2 separate regions of the Homo sapiens genome follow, and region 2 is linked to region 1. A link is an interaction called in ENCODE POLR2A ChIA-PET data of the cell type or tissue named here. Cell type or tissue: Caco-2. All regions are shown on one strand. Links, peaks and the distances in the headings refer to the core of each region. The heading gives the core; the rest is flanking DNA.

The links. ChIA-PET counts read pairs that join two places held together with the same protein. Peaks named below come from ENCODE experiments on the same cell type or tissue, not always from the same donor. Only the 100,000 strongest peaks of a DNase experiment are listed, where the experiment ranks them.
Region 2: POLR2A ChIA-PET joins it to region 1 with 5 read pairs; 7 of 35 experiments call an interaction of 5 or more read pairs at or near these places.

Annotation. Positions count from the first base shown.
Region 1 is chr11:73,865,817-73,871,192 of GRCh38, forward strand. No RefSeq gene overlaps it. Among named protein-coding and RNA genes, the nearest start is that of COA4, 8.3 kb to the right of the region's middle. RefSeq lists a silencer at 808-1,102. In Caco-2, for the core only: no CTCF peak of the experiment used is centred there; DNase peaks (open chromatin) are centred at 3,073 and 3,612.
Region 2 is chr11:73,935,951-73,941,326 of GRCh38, forward strand. No RefSeq gene overlaps it. Among named protein-coding and RNA genes, the nearest start is that of DNAJB13, 12 kb to the right of the region's middle. RefSeq lists an enhancer at 845-1,479. In Caco-2, for the core only: no CTCF peak of the experiment used is centred there; no DNase peak of the experiment used is centred there.

The sequences.
Region 1 (5,376 bases), core at 301-5,300:
ATTCTCCTGCCTCAGCCTCCCGAGTAGCTGGGACTACAGGCGCCCGCCACCACGCCTGGCTTTTTTTTTTTTTTTTTTTGAGATGAAGTTTCGCTCTTATTGCTCAGGCTGGAGTGCAGTGGCGCGATCTCAGCTCACTGCAACCTCTGCCTCCTGTGTTCAAGCAATTCTTCTGCCTCAGCCTCCTGAGTAGCTGGGATTACAGGTGCCTGCCACCAAGCCCGGCTAATTTTTGTATTTTTAGTAGAGACGGGGTTTCACCATGTTGGCCAGGGTGGCCTTGAACTCCTGATCTCAGGCGATCCGCCCGCCTTGGGCTCCCAAAATGCTGGGATTAGAGGCGTGAGCCACCGCCCCTGGCCTTAAACATTTTTAAATGAGTAATTCAGTAGCATTTATTTAGTACATTCATAATGTTCTGCAGTCACCAGCTCTATCTAGTTCCAAAACCCCTCCCTGCCATTGGATCAGAGCCATGCTTATTCACTTACATACTGTCTCTGGTTGCTTTAATGTTACAGTGGCAGAGTTGGGTAGCTGTATGTGTATTGCCTCTATATCATATGGGCAATGGGCAGTGTCACATGTTTTCCATTTGGAAACCTGGAAAAAACAGTCTTTTCCAGTTGCTCAGCTGTTATCAATATGTGGAAGCAGGAATCAGGATTTCATAAACTGACAAGATAGTGGAGCTTAAGGACTTTAGGATGCAGCCAACCTAATTGTCTCTTTTAGCTAGTACAGGTTAGGGGCCCATAGAGGGCAATCCTTTGCCCAAGGTCATGGGATATGTCACTGGAAAAGGGCAGCAGGATTTAAATCTCTTGATTCCTAGTCCATCTTTTTCTATCACATCACTCAGGGATGAGTCAGGCTTCTTACACAGGAGGCAGCTGGATTCTGTCACCTTGGAGCTCTTGTGTCACTGACCTAGCTGATGATTTATCCTCTCGCCAGAGTCAGAGAACTTTTGTTGCTCATGATTAGTTTGCCCTGAGACAAAGGGAAATTACTCTTAATGCCTTATCCTGGTAAGAGGGACTGGAGATACTCTGATTGCCAGAACCTCAGGGTTACAAAACAACTGTGAGCTTTGACTCTTCTGGAGGGAGGTCCAGAAGGAAATGGATGTTCTTAGGATCACATGGCAGTGAAACCAAACGGAACACAAGTCTTCTGGCTCCAGGCTGAAAATACCTTCCCTTCCCTCCCTGAGACAACCTGCTAAAGGAAAAGAGGCAAACAAACCTGGGTTGTGCTGGCTTCCACATTTATTCATTTTGAAGCTGAGTTATTCTGGCCTCATTGAACCTCAGATTTCTGATCTGAAGAGTGAGGATAATCCCTTTTTAGGGATTTGAGATGGAGATAATATAAATATAATGAGCTAGTAATGCTCAGTAAATGTTGTATTTCCTTCCCTTCTAAAACTTCTTTGGCATACTCTTAAAAGATTTTTTTCATTGAGGTATAATTTATATATAGTGACACATAGATCTTCAGTGTACATTTGATCAATTCTGAAAATACATCTACCTACCCATGAAACCCATACTTGTATCAAGATAAAGAACATGTCCATCACCCCAAAAAGTTCCCTCATAATCATCTTTTTCTTCCCCCCGCCTCCCCTGCCCCGAGACGAAGTCTTGCTCTGTCGCCCAGGCTGGAGTGCAGTGGCACAATCTTGGTTCACTGCAACCTCTGCCTCCCGGGTTCAAGCAATTCTCCTGCCTCAGCCTCCCAAGTAGCTGGGATTACAGGCATACGCCACCATGCCCGGCTAATTTTTGTATTTTTAGTAAATACTAATTAATTTTTTATTTTTAGTTTCACCATGTTGGCCAGGCTGCTCTCAAACTGGCTGGTCTCGAACTCCTGACCTTGTGATCTGCCGGCCTCGGCCTCCCAAAGTGTTGGGATTACAGGCATGAGCCACCGCACCCGGCCATCTTTCACATTTTCCCCAAGAAGTCACGACTAACGTCGTTTCTACCGCCATAGATTAGTTTTGCCTATCTAGTACTACATATAAATGAAATATCATACAGTATGTATTCTCTTGTGCCTGACTTCATCCATTTAGCATAATGTTTTATCCCTTGTGTTCCATTATCAGTAGTTCATTCCTTCAGCATGCTTTTAGTTTTGAATATCCTAGTTGGGGTTAAATTATGCCTAGTAGTGCCATGAAATCACAAGGGATAGGTAGGAGAGAAGAAGGAATGTCAGTGGATTGGGAATCAGAATAAATGGGTTCTAATCCTGGCTCTATCAATACATAACCTTGGGGATAAACTATTTTGGTCTTCATTTTACAAATGTGTTAACTGGCCCAGGGAGAGAAAGAGACTTGTCTAAGGTCACCTAGTTAGCCAGTGGCAGAGCCAAGGATGGTTTAAGGTCACACAATTCCTGGTTGAGTGCATATTACTGAGATTTTTAAAAAATGATTTTTATGTAGATCACTATTTTTTTTTTTTTTTTTGAGATGGAGTTTTGCTCTTGTCACCCAGGCTGGAGTGCAATGGTGCAATCTCGGCTCACTGCAACCTCCGCCTCCCAGGTTCAATCGATTCTCCTGCCTCAGCCTCCTCAGTAGTTGGGATTACAGGCACCCGCCACCACACCCAGCTAATTTTTGTATTTTTAGTAGAGACAGGGTTTCACTATGTTGGCCAGGCTGGTAACTCCTGACCTCAGGTGATCCACCCGCCTTGGCCTCCCAAAGTGCTGGGATTACAGGCGTGAGCCACCATGCCTGGCCAGATCACTAACTTTCAAGAAGGATAGGATGCCTGGGTAAAATGGGCAGTTTTCCTAGTTGAGGCCAGCAGATTTCTCAGCTTCGTTTTCATCCCTTTCCTCTGGCTGAGGATGACTTGTTCCTCCACCATGGAATCCTGGGAATGGCCAGCTGTAGATTCTGAAAAGGTATGTTTTAGACACAGAGAAACAAATCTAGGTATTTTGGCCACTCAGATACTAGCAATGCTGAGGCCCCTGGGTCCCCTCTGTTTCTAGTGTACTTAAGGAAAGCTTTCTGAGCTTGTACTGGGTGTGCCTAGAACTAATCCTGATGGACAGACACTGGAGACAGAGGTGGCCAATGTGTCTTGTGCTTGTTTAATCTGTACTTTGATCTCTTTGTGAAATTTTTGTTTTCACGTGTCTGATCTTCTTGCAGAATCTGAAATGATTCATTTGACTATAATAATCCCCGTGGAGTAACTTTCATTCTCAGACATTTCAGCTCATTTTAGGAAATCAGCTCACCATTTAGACAGAGTGCCCAGGATCTGAAGAATGAAAACTCTTCAAAAGATAGCTGCTGACAGGGAGGAATCCCTGCTACTTCCTCTGCTTGCTTTAAGTCCTTGCTGAGCGAGGAGGGAGCCCCAGCATTTTCTACAGGAAAATTAAAGGATTCAATCTGGACTTGCTTCAGTTCTCTTTGGGTTTCTGAAGTCAGCAGCTCAAGGACTTAGTCTGGCAACTTTATGGAGAGAGGGTGGGAGGAGTATCTTCTTACTCATCTAGTAAAACACATTGCAGTGCACCTTTGTACCGAGCACAAGGCCAAGTCCCCAGCCAAGGACCTTGAAAGGAAGGGCTAAGGCTAAACCATGAGTCTGCCCTAGGCCTAGCCAAGATAGGCATCAAGCCAAGAGGTCTCTCCACTCATCCCTGGCACCAAGCCTCTAAGCAGAGGCAACCCAAAGCTGCCAGAGTTAGATCCTATAGGGACAGGTATGAAGCACCTTAAAGTTCAGCTCCTAGATTGTGGGCTGCAGAGCTGAGACTAAAGAAAAACATACCAAGCTATATCACTGTGGGCAACTTGCACTAATTAATTGCAAAAAGTTAATTTCCTTTTTGCAAAGTGCTGACAAAAGCAAAGTAATATTTACACAGTCAATGTGGTTACTCACTACTGTGTGTTAAGCACTGTACTGGGCAACAGATGCTTGTGAGAGTAGAGTAGAAAACAGCCTAGGCTTTAGAGCAAGACATACTTGGAGTCTGATCCCCAGTCTGAGCTTTATTTCCTCATCTAAAGGAGAGTGAATGCCATGTTCAGAGGATTACAAATTAGATTAGATAATGTAACTCAGGACAGTCACTAGCACACATTAATAGTGATGATGGTAATAGCTAACGTTCACTGAACACTTACTATGTGCCAGATGCTGTTCCTAAGCTAAACCAATGTTTAACTCAATCTTTCAATAATCCTATGAGGAAGGCCTATATTCGTTTTGAGGCTTGTGAAAAAGGTACTATATATGCATTTTTACACAGGTAAAAACAGATCCTGGGATGTTAAATAACTTGTCCAAAGTCACAAAGCTAGTCAGTGGCGTAACTAGGATGTGAAGGTAGCACATCATTGGGATTGAGAGCAGGCTCTGGAACCAGATTGTCTCAGTTAAATGCCCAATAAATTTTAACACTTTTTATTATTAGTTACGTATGTTTCATTCCCTCATTTATTTGGCTTATGACATATGAATTATCCCCATTTATCTGAGGGAACAGGCTTGGATGGCAAGAGTCCTCTTTGCCTGATCAAATACGTTCTGTGACCCACCCCATGCTAACTCCCTATTAGAGCCAGTGTCCTTCAAAACATGCTTGCTCCACTTAGCTGGTCTGGAAGCCATCCTTCCTGCCAAAGAGGTCTTTTATGCTTCTCTCTGCTGCTATCACCCCCTCCTCCATAGCCTACTATTCTTTCTTACACAAAATACACGCATTCCTGTTATAAAAGATTTGAATACACAGCAAATAGAGTCCTTACTGATGGAAATTGACATTGGGACCATTTGTTTACTATTATAAACAATGCTGCAATGAACCTAATAGTATGTATGTCTTATAAAAATACATTTCTGGCCAGGCACAGGGGCTCATGCCTGTAATCCCAACACCTTGAGAGGCTGAGGTGGGAGGATCACTTGAGCCCAGGAGTTTGAGACTACCCTGGGCAACATAGTGAGACCTCATCTCTACCAAAAACAAAAACAAAATTTCTCTTGATTATCCATGATATAGAGCATATTTAGTTTCCTATGTTTTGTGGTTTATTTGTTCACTATTTTTTTTTTTTTTTGAGATGGAGTCTCGCTCTGTCACCTAGGCTGGAGTGCAGTAGCAGGATCTCAGCTCACTGCAACCTTCACTGCATCCTGGGTTCAAGCAATTCTCCTGCCTCAGTCTCCCAAGTAGCTGGGATTACAGGCACACGCCTATCTAATTTTTTTGTGTTTTTAGTAGAGACGGGATTTTGCCATGTTGGCCAGGCTGGTCTCAAACTCCTCATCTCAAGTGATCCACCCAGTTCTGCCTCCCAAAGTGTTGGGATTACAGGCGTGA
Region 2 (5,376 bases), core at 218-5,217, 70 kb after region 1:
TACAGAACAAAATGAAAATTCTCCCATGTCTACTTCTTTCTACACAGACACGGCAACCATCCGATTTCTCAATCTTTTCCCCACCTTGCCCCCTTTTCTATTCCAGAAAACCGCCATCGTCATCATGGCCCATTCTCAATGAGCTGTTGGGTACACCTCCCAGACGGGGTGGTGGCCGGGCAGAGGGGCTCCTCACTTCCCAGTAGGGGCAGCCGGGCAGAGGCGCCCCTCAGCTCCCGGACCGGGTGGCTGGCCAGGCGGGGGGCTGACCCCCCAACCTCCCTCCCAGACGGGGCGGCTGGCCGGGTGGGGGGCTGACCCCCCCACCTCCCTCCCGGACGGAGCGGCTGGCCGGGCAGGGGGCTGAGCCCCCCACCTCCCTCCTGGATGGGGCGGCTGGCCGGGCAGAGTGGCTCCTCACTTCCCAGTAGGGGCGGCCGGGCAGAGGCGCCCCTCACCTCCCGGACGGGGCGGCTGGCCGGGCAGGGGGCTGACCCCCCCACCTCCCTCCCGGACGGGGCGGCTGGCCGGGCGGGGGGCTGACTCCCCCACCTCCCTCCCGGACGGGGCAGCTGGCCGGGCAGAGGGGCTCCTCACTTCCCAGTAGGGGCGGCCGGGCAGAGGCGCCCCTCACCTCCCGGACGGGGCGGCTGGCCGGGCGGGGGGCTGACCCCCCCACCTCCCTCCCAGATGGGGCAGCTGGCTGGGCAGAGGGGCTCCTGGCTGGGCAGAGGGGCTCCTCACTTCCCAGTAGGGGCGGCCGGGCAGAGGCGCCCCTCACCTCCCAGACGGGGCGGCTGGCCGGGCGGGGGGCAGAGCCCCCCACCTCCCTCCCGGACGGGGCGGCTGGCCGGGTGGGGGGCTGACCCCCACCTCCCTCCCGGACGGGGTGGCTGCCGGGCGGAGACGCTCCTCACTTCCCAGACGGGGTGGCAGCCAGGCGGAGGGGCTCCTCACTTCTCAGACGGGGCGGTTGCCAGGCGGAGGGTCTCCTCACTTCTCAGACGGGGCGGCCGGGCAGAGACGCTCCTCACCTCCCAGACGGGGTCGCGGCCGGGCCGAGGCGCTCCTCACATCCCAGATGAGGCGGCGGGGCAGAGGCGCTCTCCACATCTCAGACGATGGGCTGCCGGGCAGAGACGCTCCTCACTTCCTAGATGGGATGGCGGCCGGGACGAGGTGCTCCTCACTTCCCAGGTGGGATGGCGGCTGGGCAGAGACGCTCCTCACTTTCCAGACTCGGCAGCCAGGCAGAGGGGCTCCTCACATCCCAGACGATGGGCAGCCAGGCAGAGACGCTCCTCACTTCCCAGATGGGGTGGCGGCCGGGCAGAGGCTGCAATCTCCGCACTTTGGGGGGCCAAGGCAGGCGGCTGGGAGGTGGAGGCCGTAGCGAGCCGAGATCATGCCACTGCACTCCAGCCTGGGCACCATTGAGCACTGAGTGAATGAGACTCCGTCTGCAATCCCGGCACCTCGGGAGGCCGAGGCTGGCGGAACACTCGCGGCTAGGAGCTGGAGACCAGTCCGGCCAACACAGCGAAACCCTGTCCCCACCAAAAAAACACGAAAACCAGTCAGGCGTGGCGGCGCGCGCCTGCAATCGCAGGCACTCGGCAGGCTGAGGCAGGAGAATCAGGCAGGGAGGCTGCAGCGAGCCGAGATGGCAGCAGTACAGTCCAGCTTTGGCCCGGCATGAGAGGGAGACCGTGGAAAGGAGAGGGAGAGGGAGACGGGAGAGGGAGAGGGAGAGGGAGAGGGAGACGGGAGAGGGAGAGGGAGACGGGAGAGGGAGAGCGAGGAGAGATGAGATTTTAAACACAGCACTCCTTTTTCCCTATATGAGTGATGTGAGATTCTTTTTTTTTTTTTTTTAATTGAGACGGAGTCTCGCTCTGTTGCCCAGGCTGGAGTGTAATGGCATGATCTCAGCTCACGGCAGCCTCTGCCTCCTGGGTTCAAGTGATTTCTCCCTACCTCAGCCTCTCGAGTAGCTGAGATTACAGGCCCCTGCCACCACACCTGTTTAATTTTTGTATTTTTTTCTGTAGAGACGGGGTTTCACCATGTTGGCCAGGCTGGTCTCGAACTCCTGAACTCAGGTGATCCACCAGCCTTGGCCTCCCAAAGTGCAGGGATTACAAGTGAGCCACTGCGCCCGGCCTGAGCCAGTGCACCCGGCCAGATGCTTTCTTAACATGTTTCCATTTGAGGGGAGTAAGAGGCTGACTGGTTGGGTGTGGTGGCTCATGTCTGTAATCTCAGCACTTTGGGAGGTGGTGGCGGGTGGATCACTTGAGCTCAGGAGTTCAAGATCAGCCTGGGCAACATGGTGAAACCTCGTCTCTACCACAAATTATTTAAAAAAAAAAAATCGGCTGGGCGTGGTGGCTCATGCCTGTAATCCCAGCACTTTGGGAGGCCGAGGCTGGTGGATCATGAGGTCAGGAGTTCAAGACCTGCCTGGTCAAGATGGTGAAATCCTGTCTCTACTAAAAATACAAAAATTAGCTGGGTGTCGTGGCACGCACCTGTAATCCCAGCTACTCGGGAGGCTGAGGCAGGAGAATCACTTGAACCCAGGAGGCGGAGGTTGCAGTGAGCCGAGATAGCACTACTGCACTCCAGCCTGGGCGACAGAGCAAGACTCTATCTCAAAAAAAAAAAAAAATTATCTGAGCATGGTGGCATGCCCTCGTGGTCCCAGCTACTCTGGAGGCTGAGGTGGGAGGATCACTTGAATCCAAGAGGTGGAGGTTGCAGTGAGCTGTGATCATGCATCATGCCACTGCGCTCCAACCTTGGTGACAGAGTGAGACCCTGTCTCAAAACAACAACAAAGAAGAGGCTGACTGAAGGAGTAGTACTTAGGGAAGATACTGCTGAAGAAAAAGAATGGGGAGAGGGAGAGAAAAAGAAGGTTATATTGTGTGGCATTGTGCTGGGGTGATCAGACCCAACACCAGGTCGTGGGGGTTATGAAGTCCGGTGGAGTCAAAGGAATGAGACAAGACAAGAGTGCATAAAGTGGGTCCAGGGGGCCAACACCAGTATGGCAGCTGTGAAGGCCCTGAGCTCTGGAAGCCCACATTATTTTTTGGTGATCAAAGAAGCAGGTGGTGAGGACGTGAGGATGTGGGGGTAGAAAGGAAGCAGTGCATCAAGCGTTTGACCTATAGCTGTGGTGGTTTAGCATTTTCTTTTAAGCATATGGAATATGCTCTGCTACTCGAGATAATGGAGAACATGTTTTTCTACCTCAAGATGCAATCAATTTATGAGCCTGGGAGAGCAAGAAGCAAGGAGCCAGCAAGTCTAGACACATTCCAGAGGCCATGAGGTGTTTTATGCCCTCAGCCCTGGATTCCATCCAAGCCACGAGGGGTTTTATGCCCTGAGCTTAGATTGTGGTGCGGCAGGGCAGCCTTCCACTCTTTGGCACAGAGCTTGGTGTTCCAAAGGCCATGAGGGGTTTTAGACCCTGGACTCAGGACAGTTCCAAGACTCTTTTACATTATGTCAGACAAGCAAGTCTTGCCTCAGCCCTTCTACCAACATGTCTCCCTTTTCTTTTTTGCAAAACCGCCACAGCTATCATTGCTTGTTCTTGGTGGCGGCTTTCTCTCCAGAGGTGGCTTCTGCATTTGCCAACTAACATGAGACAGCACAAGCACATAATTATTAGAATAAAGTTTACAAATGTAGAACTTCCAGTGGCCTTAATCCATTTAAGAGGATTGACTGCAGACAACCCATCAGCTGCCTTGCTCAAAATATCGGTTCCAGGGAGCAGGGTTAAGTGAGCCTGAGAGGTTTCAAAAACCTGCTCTTTTAGTTTTACGATATTGAGGGTGAGATTTTCCTCTTTTCTTTCCAAATGGTGTTTAACTTTTTCCCATTGGTGTTCTGTTTCATTATAACTATGGAGAGTGATACAAAAATCAGATGTATCCAGTCACATTGTATTTGAATTCTATTTTCTAAACTCATAATACGAACCCCCATCCAAATTACAGTCTGATGGAGATCATTAATTTGATTAACTATTTTTTGATCTGTTTGAAGCTGAGAGTTCCATAATTTTGTGGAATTTTTCTGCCACTTATCAACAAATTCAGCAGTTTGCACAGATGACTGTAAAGCTACACCAGCTACTGCAGCAGTAGTAGTAACAGCAGTGAGGCCAATTATAGCAAATGTGAGAGCCACTATAAATCTTTTTGAATGGGATAAAAGTTTCCTAAGGATTTCAGTTATAATATGAATAGTGATGCTTCCCATGGTCTATTTAGAGACACAGGGATCCAAACTCCTTCCCTGGCTCTAATTAACAGAATAGTTTTTTTTGTTTTGTGGTTTTTTTTTTTTTTATCAAAAGTTGAGTTAATGCAGGTAAATAGGCGACATTCTGGGCAGGTAACAGAGTGTGTATTTATATCAATAGTAACATTTCCTATTGCTAACATAAAAGGTGGTCGAATGCAACTTTGAATCCAAAACGTCCTGTTGGAAAGAAAAGAAAGAGCATATTTATCCTTACCTCCCTCCCCACTGTACTTTTCATATTTACCCTCCCAAATTTTAATTGGACTTTGAGCTACAGCTAATTTTCATAATTCTGAATGTTCCTGTCCTATGGCAGGAGATATCATTTTTGGACTAGGGGCGATAATGCCAGCAGGATTCCATATGATAGGGGCATCAGCTTCCATCTGAATGTATTGTGTATGATTACATTGCCAGCGATTCCATCAGTTTGTTAAATTTGCTTTACAAGAGGGCCTTCTTGTGCAATTTGGTTTAAAAATCCCCTTAGGGGACCAATCAATGACAATTCCATAGGAATTCTTTTGTAGCACCTCAGCCTTACTTGCTATATAATCTTCTCAAGTCCAAGTATCTACACCTTCAAACCAAACTTTATTTTTCTTACATTTGAGCTTGTTTGGACAGAATTGCTGAGTTTTAGGGCTGGAATGGTTATATGTTAAATTTTGCCCTGAAATCATTTGTAAAGCAGCCTGTGATTTATTTTTTCCAGGGATTACTGCCAACCAGACTTGTGTGCCAATTTGTAAGCATCCAGCGGCAGGTCCCAGGCATATTGGAAGATATTTATATCCTATTGATATATTCATTTTCATCCCTTCCTCATTAGAATGCATTGGCCTTGATTATCTATGGGCTCAGGCATCCAGGTACTGTTGTTGGTGTACACCTCAATAACCGGGTCCATCCAACTCACAGACCTAATTAAAGGAGGAAATGGGACATATGCCCAATAAGTAAAATTTTGAGTTGCTCCTACAGTAGGGAGGCTTATCGCCACAGTGAGTACTGCCAGCATGGCCACCATTAAGTTACTAGTTGTTTTTG